2 separate regions of the Homo sapiens genome follow, and region 2 is linked to region 1. A link is an interaction called in ENCODE POLR2A ChIA-PET data of the cell type or tissue named here. Cell type or tissue: MCF 10A. All regions are shown on one strand. Links, peaks and the distances in the headings refer to the core of each region. The heading gives the core; the rest is flanking DNA.

Region 1 (5,936 bases), core at 563-5,562:
AAGTCACACAGAGAAAGGCAAATACTGTGTGATGTCACTTTTATGTAAAATCTATGAAGTTGAACTCATAGAAGCAGAGAATAGAATAGAGGTTGCCAGGGGCTGAGGAGTAGGGAAAATGGAAAGATGTTGGTCAAAATGTACAAACTTTCAGTTATAAGATGAGTAAGTTCTGGAGACTAAATATAAAGCATGGTGGCAATAATTGCCAATACTGTATTGCACACTTGAAATCTGCTAAGACATTAGATCTTAAATATTTTCACCACACATTAAAAAAAGTAAAAGTGTGACGTGAGGGATGTGTTAACTAACTTGATTGTGGTAATCATTTCACAATATGTACATATATCAAATCGTCACATTGTACACGTTAAACTTGTATGGTTTTATTTGTCAAGTATACCTCAATAAAACTGGAAAAAATAAAAATATATGTAAAACCTTAAAAAACAAACTGAAGGGCTGGACGCAGTGACTCACACCTATAATCCCAGACCTTTGGGAGGCCGAGGCAGGTGGATCAACGGAGGTCAGGAGTTCAAGACCAGCCTGGCCAACATGGTGAAACCCTGTCTCTATTAAAATACAAAAATTAACCAGGCATGGCAGCGCATGCCTGTAATCCCAGTTACTCAGGAGGCTGAGGCAGGAGAATCACTTGAACCCAGGAGGCGGAGGTTGCAGTGAGCAGGGACTGTGCCACTGCACTCTGGCCTGGGCGACAGAGCGAGACTCCATCTCAAAAAAAAAAAAAAGTCATTCATACCTGCTTGTCTTGTCACTCATTTCCTTTGCTTAGAAGGACCTTCCCCACCTTTTCTTATTAGTGAGTATTTATTCTACAACTCCCCAGAATAGATTTCCCACATGACAATTTGATGTCTTGATTTTCTGCCCTTGCTCTGAAGCTTGTACAATTGTTAAGACTGTTCTTGGACTCTAAATGACAACTTTGTGATAACATCCTTCAGTACTTTCCCAAATTTTGAAGTTTTCTCTATGCCATGAAAATTAATATTTGTATTTCTGTTGGATGCAAAAAGTTATACTGAACAATATCCTGTTGTGAATAGACCTCAATGATGCAGATGTTAACCCATAACCCAGAAGAGAATCTTAATATACTAGTCATTCCAACAAGTGGCTTCTCCCCCTACTCGCCTCTTTCTCTGGACTCTGGATTGTTCCACAAAGATTAACACTCATTTTCTCTGCTTTTTTTCCATGCACATTAATTTTGTCTTTCTGCAACACTTCTGAAGCAGGTATTATAGAAATATGGGTAATAAACAGAGAGCAAAGCCTTCTAAGTGAATACCTATTTGCTCACAGCCAGTAAACAGCATTCAAGGGGAATGCTTTCTATTTTTTAAAATGAAGGATTATTTACTTTAGCATATCTGCTTTCTTAGAGGAAGACCAGCTGGTTTAAGAAATAAATAAAGGCTATTAATCTTTATGTATTTCATTTACGATTCTCTTCTCGAAGGAGGAGACCCATTAATAGAAACCTTTATAAGTACTGTAATATTAAATAAAAGTGCACTAAGTTATCTACTTTTAGAGGAATATTTAGGGTGTAATTTTCAGCCAACTGGAGAGAACCTAACAAAACTCGAGTGCTTAAAAGAAGGCATGTTATCGCTGAAGTTAAACTTGATTTCTTTTATGGCAGAACTGGACAGCTGCTCACACCTGCCTTAACTTTTCTTTTTTCTTCAGCCTAAAGTTATCTATTCCAGGATTCTATGTCATATGGTATAAAGCTTTGGTTTCAATCAGTCACTAACATAGAAGCTTGGATATATTTGGAATTCCTTTTGGGGGAAAAAATTGGCCAAAGCTTTTGATAGCTTTGCTTCTCACACCCAGGCCAAACTGGGCTGGCTCTCTACTGGGACAAGAATGCATATTGGCATCTCATCCTTAAAGCCACAGAGTCACAGCATATTGGTCCAAAAAGGGTTATTACAGCTCATGCGGTCTAACTTTTTTTACTTTTTTTTTTTTTTTTTTTTAGACAGGGTCTCGTTCTGTGGTGCAATCATAGCTCACTGCAGCCTCAAACTCCTGAGCTCAAGTGAACCTCCTGTCACAGTCTTCCAAGTAGCTAGGACTACAGGCATGTACCACCATGCCCAGCTAAGTTTTTTAAGTCACATGTAGAGATGGGAGGTGGGGTCTCGCTGTTTTGCCTAGGCTGGTTTCGAACTCCTGGCCTCAAGCAACCCTCCCACCATGTCCTCCCAAAGTCCTGGGATTTCAGACATGAGTCACCATGCCCAGCCTAACTTATTTATTTTATATTTTTCTTTAACTTTATATTGGCATTCCTTGCTCTCTTTTAGCAAAGTCCTTAATTAATTGACAATATAGAATATTTATATTACAGGTAGGTACCTGTTACAAGATGCCAAGACAAATTAACAAGATTTAGCAGGTCATTCAAGCACTCTCACAACTCTGATACTTGAGAGACAGTCCACCAGACAGATCAACCTTCAATTCCTGTATATTCTCCAAGTTCTATGCCTTAATTTGGTAAAGACATTAGAGAGAAAGGTACCTGGGCCACCTTTCCTCAGCTTCTTCCTCAAATATATTAACCAACTTACAGGTGAGGTGTGTCCTCTGTTTACATTCAGGGTTAATATGAGTACATCTTTTGCAAGCGTGTGATTGAAGATACTGACCACAATGTTAAGCGGTATTAACTCTACACAACTCCACGTGATAAAGTCCTTCTTGAATTTAGCTTCAGGCAATGATAGCATGCATGCTCACTCTTGTCAGAAAGTGAAATCTCTGCAGCCTATCACGCTTCTCTTTTCACCTCTGCTGCCAGAAAGATCTGAACCAAATTTATTGCCAAGTGTTGTAATATGATCATTTCTGGTGCCTAGAATTATTTACTCCTTTTTCTTTTTCTTTTTTTTTTTTTTTTTTTTTTTGAGACCAAGTCTCACTCTGTCGCTGAGGCTGGAGTGCAGTGGTTTGACCTGCATACCACTCTCAGGTTCAAGTGGTTCTCCCACCTCAGCCTCCCAAGTAGCTGGGATCACAGGCACCTGCCACTGTGCCCAGCTAATTTTTGTATTTTTAGTAGAGATGGGGTTTCACTATGTTGGCCAGGCTGGTCTTGAACTCCTGACCTCTAGTGATCTGTCCACCTCGGCCTCCCAAAGTGCTGGGATTACAGGCATGAGCCACCAGGCCCAGCCCTACTCCTCTTTCTTTCTTAAACATTTTATTTGTAAACTGCTTCAAGTAATTTTGGAAGTATGTAAGTTAAACATAAAAAAATTTAATAAAATAGGTAAAAACAATTGGTAGGAAGTAAGGAATAGTCAATCTTCCTAATGAAACTTTTCTGTGCAAAGGCCTTCATGCCAAGTTTCTCATTTGAAGGATGGTGAAAAGGCCTTATGCTTTGTGCTGGGCTTAATCCCCAGCTATACAACTTACTTGTTAAATAACTGTACAAAAGTGACCTCGCTTCCATTTCCTCATTTTTAAGTGGGGATATTAATGCTGTTGTTCCACTGGGGGGTTGTGACAACCCAATGAGAAAACATGGGGAAATACTTTCTAAACAGTGAGTCACTCTAGAAATGTTGGTTGTTATAACTTCCCTGTCTTGCAGGGCTGAGCCACTCTAGTTTAAAGAATACGTGTTTGTGAGGGCTTTTAAAATAAACTCACAAATAAATTTGCAAGTTCTTTGATACTCCTTTCAAGAAGTGGAGCCTAATTCTTCTCTCCTAGGGTGTGGTCTGTAGTCAGTAACTGAGTTTTAGCGAATTCAATGTGGCAGCAGTGACAATGTGCAACCCGTGAGAATAAGTCATTACATGCATTGTGGCTTCCTCCTTGCTCTTGCTCTTAGATCACTCATTGCAGAAGAAGCCAACTGCCATGCCAGAGGGGCACTCAAACAGCTCTGCAAGGAAGTCCCTGTGATAAGCAACTGAAGACTCTGCCATCGGCCATGAGAGCGCCACCTTGGAAACAGATTCTTCAGCCTTAGTCAAATTTTCAGAAGACTGTATGTCCAGCCAACTTCTTGACTACAATCCCTTTATAGATCCCAAGCTAGAACCTCCCAGCTAAGCCACTCCTGGATTCCTGACCCTGAGAAACTCTGTGAGAGAATAAATGTTTATTCTTGCCTTAAGCTCCTAAATTTGGAGGTAATTTGTTACTCAGTGATATGTAATTAAAAATGTCTGTAGTTATCTACCCATCCTTTTGGAGAGCACTACTGAGGACTAATATCAGACTTTATACTCTTCCCAGATGTTATCATTGAAGGATATTCAAGTACTCAAATATCTTAGGATCATTGAGTGGGAAATCACCTCAGAGTCATGTGCAGTTTCCTCATTTTGCAGATGCAAATGCAGAGAAGCAGAGAGAGTTCAATGAGATGCTCAAAGACATTTAAATAAATGACAAAATTAGGCCTAGACCCTTCCCTGGTCTTCTTCTATTGGAGTTCTTCTTTCTCCTTCTTTCTCTTTCCCTCCCTCCCTCCCTTCCTTCCTTCCATCTTGCCTGCCTGCCTGCGTTCTTCTGTCCTGCCTTCCTGCCTTCCTCCCTCCCTTTCTCGTTTTCTTCTTTCTTTCTCTTTCTTTTCTTCCCTCCTTTCCTTCCTTTCCTTTCTTTTCTTTTCTTCTCTTTTCTTCTCTTCTCTGCTCCTCCCCTCCCCTCCCCTCCCCTCCCCTCCCCTCCCCTCCCCTCCCCTCTCCTCTCCTGTCCTTTCCTTTCCTTTCCTTTCCTTTCCGAGGCAAGGTCTCACTTTGTCAGCCAAGCTGGACTGCAGCAGCATGATTACAACTTACTGTAGCCTCCATCTCCCTGACTCAAGCGATCTTCCCACTCGAGCCTTCTGAGTAACTGGGACTACAGGAGCATGCCACCATGTCTGGCTAATTGTTATTATATTTTTTACTTTTTTTGCTAGAGATGGGGTCTCGCTATGCTGCCCAGGCTGGTCTCAAACTCCTGGCTTCAAGTGATTCTCTTACCTTGGCCTCTTAAAGTGCTGGGATTACAGGCACGAACCACTGTGCCCAATCTTTTCTCTCTTTCTTCTTTTTCCAATGACCTAAAATACTCCTTTATTTTTGAGCACAGATCTCAGAACAGTGACATGGTTTAAAATCAATACTCTCTTTTTACCGTAGCATGCTAGCTCTTTCCTTTGTCTTTTTCACCTGAAAATGTGCCAACCTAAAGCTTTTAGTTTAGGCCAGGTGCGGCGGCTCACGCCTGTAATCCCAGCACTTTGGGAGGCCGAGGTGGGCGGATCACCTGAGGTGAGGAGTTCGAGACCAGCCTGGACAACATGGAGAAACCCCGTCTATATGAAAAATACAAAAATTAGCCAGGCGTGGTGGTGCATCCCCGTGATCCCAGCTACTTGGGAAGCTGAAGCAGGAGAATGGCTTGAACCCAGGAGGCGGAGGCTGCAGTGAACAGAGATAGTGGCCACTGCACTCCAGCCTGGGTGACGGAGGGAGGCTCCGACCAAAAAAAAAAAAAAAAGAGGTTTTACTTTACAACATCATTTTACAAAAGAAAGGGTGCCCCTCAGATAAAGAAATTGCACATAATTAATATATATTGACATGAACACCTGCTGTTTGTAAGATGCTGTATGGAATCAAAAAATTTAAGCCTAAATTCTGGTCCTGAAGTTCCCCCAATCTGGTAAGAATGGGATGTTCTATGTGCAGTCAGAACAATGAATTATAGGATATTGAAGGACAGAGAGATCACATGTGAGATTCAAAGCTTTAAGCCAAGAGCTTAAAGTACATGAATTATTTTGTTTGTCTCTTTTTTTTTTTTTTTTTTTTTTGAGGCAGGGTCTCGGTTTTTCATACAGGCTGGAGTGCAGTGGTGCGACCACAGCTCACGAGAGCCTTGAT
Region 2 (5,936 bases), core at 620-5,619, 200 kb after region 1:
TATATACCATGGAACACTACTCAGCCATAAAAAGAGATGAAATAATGGATTTTGCAGCAACTTGGATGGAGCTGGAGGCCATTGTTCTAAGTGAAGTAACTCAGGAATGGAAAACCAAATTCTCACTTACAAGTGGGAGCTAAGTTGTGAGGACGCAAAGGCATAAGAATGATATAAAGAACTTTGGGGACTCCGGGTGAAGGGTGGGAGCGGGGTGAGGGACAAATGACTATGTATTAGGTACAGTGTAAACTGCTTGGATGAAGGGCACACCAAAATCTCAGAATCACCATTAAAAAACTTATCCATGTAACCAAAAGCCATTTGCACCCAAAAACTATTGAGATAAACATTTTTAAAAATTTAAGCAGTAAGTATAATAATAATTTGAAAAGATCTGGAAGTCTTTGATCCACGCGGAATAGCGTATAAACTCTTTTTTTCAGAAAGCTGTTTGTCAGCAAACATCGTTATGTCCCCTTCCAATGTTATCAAGAACCTAAAACATGTAAGATGCACATAGTTTCAAATAAAATCAATAAACAATGAAAAGAAAGCGTTTGTTTCTGCTCCTTGTGAGTGATTTTCCATGGCTGTTAGCTCTTCCCTCTGGAATCTTGACTTCTCCTTCTAAATTGCCCTTCCTCTCCTATAAGAAATGCCCTGTGTTTGTAGCCTGCTTCTTTCATTAGGAAGTCTAGGGTCCTGGGACCTCTTTTTATTTTCCACTATCTTTCCCTTTGAGTTAAAGCGATATAATTCCTTTAAAAAATGTTGTGGGCTTCCTGTGTATCAAATTATAATCCATACCTAAGACAAAAGAATATCTGTAAGTCTCTTTGAGACAGAACCCTCAAGTCAGTGTGTGGTGAGGCAAAACATTTATAATTCTCAGAAGTGCTACTGTCTGATTAGGAGGGTCTAGAAAATCCCTTTAGCTATTTGTCTAATTGGGAGGTCCATGAGGCATCACTTTAAATCTTGCTGATATTTCAACAAAGGTTCTCACAACCATAGCCCTGATCTGTTCTTTACCTGGAAGCTATGTTTTCTTGGATTTGATTTTTGTCCTTTGGTCATTTCTTACTTTGGGAATCATTTGTTTTCCAGATAATCTGTGAATATAAAATTGTTTAAAAAGATTCCCATCAAGCAAGCCTTGCCTTGGAAATATTGCCTCTAAATTCTGCTTGAAAACCAATCAGTTCTTTCTTAAGCTCATCTCACTCCTCCCTACTTAAAAAAAAAGCTGCCATTCTGCTTGGAAATCTTCTTAGCCAGATACACACATTTATAGGTGTTCTTTCTATCTTTCCTGTCACTGTGGGCAACATTTCACCAATTATTCTGCCAATCCATAACCATGTCCCTGTTAAATTAAATTTGGCCTTAAGCGTCCTCCACACTTTGAATCCTATTGCAACCTAACTTAAGAGTATATTCTTGTAACAAATAGCTGAGTCTCAGCCAACCACGGCAGCCAAGCTTTCGTTAATTGCAGGCTGCCAGCTCCCTGTAACGTCCTTGAGAAAAGAAATCACATCCTAAGAGAAGCTATGTTATAGTGATATAAAGCCCATAATCTGGAGGCGTAGTGTCTGCATTGACATCTCATCTCTACTGTTTACTATCTGGATAATTCCAGGAAGGCTACATAGCCATTTGGTGCCTTGTTTCTGCATCCATAACATAGGCATAATACTAACAGGTAAGTACCTTACAGGTGTGTTATGAAGATTAAATGAGTTAATACATCTATTTTAAATAAGCAGTATCTGGTACCTGGAAGGAGGATAGGAAACACAAGTTATTCTTATTAACGATGATGATTTATTCAGTACCTAGTGCTTAATAAATACAGATGCTCCTGATACTAATAGGTAAGTACCTTAAAGGTGTGTTATGAAGATTAAATGAGTTAATATATATATTTTAAATGAACAGTGTCTGGTATCTAGAAGGAGGATAGGAAATGAGCTATTCTTAATGTTAACGATGATTTTATATTCAGCACCTAATGCTTGATAAATACAGATGCTCCTCAACTTACTATGGGGTTTCTTCCTGATAAACCCATCATAAACTGAAAATATCATACACTAAAAATGCATTTAATCCACCTAACCTACTGAAGCTCATAGCTTAGCCTAGCCTGCCTTAAACATGCTCAGAACACTTACAATGGCCTATAGTTGGTCAAGCTCATCTAACACAAAGCCTATTTTATCATAAAGTGTGGGAAAGCTTGGCGATTTATTGAACAGTGTACTGAAAGTGAAAAACAATATTGTATAAGTACTCCCAAGTATAGTTTCTACTGATTATGTATCATTTTGGCACCACCAAAATTAAAATATCAGAAGTGAACCATTGTGAGCCTGGGACTATCTATGGTTGTTGGCTTGAATTCCTTCTTTTTTCTTTTTAACTCTAAAGTGCAACCTTCCATTTTTTCACCAAGTCCCACAATTTTCTGTTTAAGTCACAGATTGTCTTGAACATTTGAATGGTGGGATTTCCACCCCCCACACCTGCTCCACCCACCCCCATTCCCTCTGACCTGGGGACAGCTGAAGAAGTAGATGACATCCAAAGATACACTTCTATTTGCCATCTCTGCACTGGGGAATGTCTCCTTGGCTGACTCAAAGGTTCTTCCCCAGCACCAGCCAAATGGAGATATAATATCAGTCAGTTGCTACTACTTCCTCATCTGCCCACATCCTGAGCAAAACAGGGGAATTCTTCACATACCCAGAGGAGTCCCTAAGGTAAATAGTCAAATTTCAATGCCTAATTGCCAACTATGATTCAAAGATAATGTAGCAATGAAAAAGCATGTGAGTCCCTTGCCATAAAAACAGCTCTTCAGAGGAAGGGAGTGTCCCCTAAGAGCCACAACTAGCCAAGAACCAGAAATAGCGAGTTTGTTTCTTAGCTATGTCTCTAGTTTCCTGTATAAAAATAAAATGAAGTGAATCATGTTTGCTCCCTAATCCCCACCAGCCTGGCTGCGCCAGGTGTCGGGACGTTTTCCTACAGCCCTATTCTGAGAACCTCTTCCTAAGATCTCCTGTGAGAGCCCAAAAGGAGAAGACTGGCTCCTAGAGCTCCTCATGGGAGCGCAGCATCTGAAAGGATGCCATCAGTCTAAATGGCCTGCTCCTTTTTCTTGGTACTTTAGAAAATATGTCTCTTTATACAATGCCAACAAAATGATTTGGTTATTTAAAAAATACAATATAATAAGATTAAAACACTTCCCTACAATGATAACCTATATCAAAACAAAAGCAAACACAAGAAGTAATACGCCTTCTCTTCATCACATAGAATCACAGGGTTTCATACAGATTCAGCCAGGAACAGCCTGAGATTACTTTAATGCAGTGCTTCTCAGTGAGGGTATTATAATAAGTTGAGGCTTTCTGGCTCCTTCTCAGGACCAGTAATGCTCGGCTCCCCTGCCTTCCTATCCCCAGGTATTGCAACAGTCAGATAGACTTCCACAAATTTCCAAACACCATCCCACATCCCCTGTCTCTGGGCACAGTACCACAATCCTTGCTCGCACTTGCCCCATTTGAATATCCTGCACTGAGAAAAGTTAAGCAAGGCCAGGCGCGGTGGCTCATGCCTGTAATCCCAGCACTTTGTGAGGCCGAGGCGGGCAGATCATTTGAGGCCAAGAGTTCGAGACCAGCCTGGCCAACATGGCAAAAACCCCATCTCTACTAAAAATACAGAAAAATTAGCTGGGTGTGGTGGTGCATGCCTGTAATCCCAGCTACTCAGGAGGCTGAGGCATGAGAATCATTTGAGCCTGGGAGGCAGAGGTTGCAGTGAGCTGAGATCACACCACTGTACTCCAGGATGTACTCCATCCTCGATGACAGAGTGAGACTGTCAACATTTTGTTCTCCATTTTCCAATGAGGAAACTGAGGCCAGAGTAATTAAGCAGTTTTGTCAAAGCTCACATCATCAAGTAATTGAACTGCAATTTCAAAGTCATTCTTATCTCAGTATGTTGTGCTGCCTCTTATAACCCCAGATGGTGCCAGGACAAGCACAGATGTGGGTTTTAATTTAAAACATTTATCGAGAGACTTCATGAAGTCTTAGGAATCACTTAGGAATGCCGTCGTGGTCAAGTGACCAGTTAATGAAGGGGCTCCCCACACTGACGAGGAAACCACCAATGGGTTGAGATAGTCCCAAGTGAAACTGTCCTGCACCGATTATTTCCCTAGCAGCATCCATGGCTAGCAGCATTCCCTAGCAGCATTCCCACGAGGGATCTTAGTGGCCAAGCAATAGTGTTTCTGCATCTCTGGAAAAGTCCACTCTGACTTTCAGCCAGAAAATAATTGTCTATGTTCATAAATTGGCAAAATACATTTCTTGCTACAATAAACAGGACTGCATCTCAGCAGGGGGTGGGGGAGCCTTTGGATAACTCTCCCTAAAGCTCCCTGCATCTTTTTGTATTTTCTGTCATCCCTGCAACTCACATAAACATTGTCCAGACCTCAGAGATATGACATTAGCTGGTTCTTTTTTAGTTGATTAGCTCTTCTGATATATTAGTAGATTATCAAAAGCAGTTTCAGTATGTCATAAAATCTGTTTGGTATTAAGTTGTACATGATGTGTTTTTCTCCATCTAGCTAAATAGTTTCCTTCAAATCTGGACCAGATGAGCACCCTGGGACTTGCATGAGCTCATGTGTGTATCTGCGTGGAATGCAGTACGTTGGGTCCCATTGGATGTGTGAGCATGTGTTTGGCCCCAGTGGAAATATCCTTAGGCACCGATGCCTCAGTTAGGGAAAAGATAAAGGCACAAGCTCAGATAACACATCTGCAAAATGTTAACGTCCTGGTGGTGCTCTCTATTCGAGCCACTTTTCCGGTTCTGTTTGATGGCTAGTTTAGGCAAATTGTGACGAGCATGAAATTGCCTTGATTCAGCAGCCCCTTGGGACGGGCATCTCATCCCTGCTCCCGCTCACTGTGCCTCTTGCTGCCGCAGGCTCACTGAGGCTCCATAGCTGGCTCCTGCTCATTCATTCAACAGGTCTCTTTTGAGCACCTATGATGTGCTAGGCACAGTGGAAAGAGGAGACTAAGAGCAGCCCTTGTTTCTGAGATATGGAGGAGGGTATAGAAATGTGAACCGACAATTGTGTTACAGCAGGATAAATATATCTACTGGAGCAGAAGAAGGGTCCAGACTAGTCCTGGGGAGAAGTGTGGCTCAAGAAAGCCTTCCTGGAAGGTCTACCCAGGAGCAGAGAGTTGAAGAAAACCCAAGAATGAGAGCTGGCGCTGGCCAGCTGTAAATAAGAGAGAGGTACCCCTTCTGGCCAGGAGCAGTCTCCTGCAGGCCATGCAGGTTGGCAGGCCCAGTGTGAGCTGTATTTAGTCTCTCCTCGTCCTCTCAAGTAGTGCCCTTGAGAAGTCAGCAACCTGCACAACCTTCCATGGGATCCTGGGATTATCCATGCCTTTTAGTTTCCTAGGGCTGCTTAACAAATTATCACCTACTGGGTGGCTTAAAACAACAAAACTTTATTCTCTCATAGTTCTGGAGGCCAGAAGTCCAAAATTAAGGTGTTGGCAAGTCCATGCTCCCTCTGCGGGCTCTAGGAGAGAATCCTTCCTTGCCTCTTCCGGCTTCCAGTGATTCCTCTGGGCAATTCTTGGTTTCAGGTTGCACTGCATTGCTCCAATCTCTGCCTCTGTCTTCACAGGACTGTCTGCTCTGTGTCAAATCTCCCTCTGCCTTTCTCTTATAAAGACACATGTCATGGGATTGGGGGCCCACTCAGGTAATCCAGGACGATCTCATCTTGGGATCTTTAAGTTGCTTGCATCTGCAAAACCCTTTCTCCAAATAAGGTCACATTCTCAGGTTCTGGAAGTTAGGACAGG

What was found. Peaks named below come from ENCODE experiments on the same cell type or tissue, not always from the same donor. Only the 100,000 strongest peaks of a DNase experiment are listed, where the experiment ranks them.
Region 2: POLR2A ChIA-PET joins it to region 1 with 5 read pairs; 6 of 35 experiments call an interaction of 5 or more read pairs at or near these places.

What each region holds. Positions count from the first base shown.
Region 1 is chr4:26,286,403-26,292,338 of GRCh38, reverse strand. LOC105374542 (a long non-coding RNA gene) reads left to right here. Exons shown (of 2, transcript XR_925508.3): 2 at 3,890-4,186. It also overlaps a transcript of RBPJ not described here. Among named protein-coding and RNA genes, the nearest start is that of RBPJ, 32 kb to the left of the region's middle. RefSeq lists a silencer at 3,425-3,474 and an enhancer at 3,645-3,694. In MCF 10A, for the core only: no CTCF peak of the experiment used is centred there; a DNase peak (open chromatin) is centred at 2,748.
Region 2 is chr4:26,085,569-26,091,504 of GRCh38, reverse strand. All of the region lies in intron 2 of LINC02357 (long intergenic non-protein coding RNA 2357), which reads right to left. Among named protein-coding and RNA genes, the nearest start is that of LINC02357, 18 kb to the right of the region's middle. RefSeq lists an enhancer at 2,706-2,815. In MCF 10A, for the core only: no CTCF peak of the experiment used is centred there; DNase peaks (open chromatin) are centred at 2,844 and 3,534.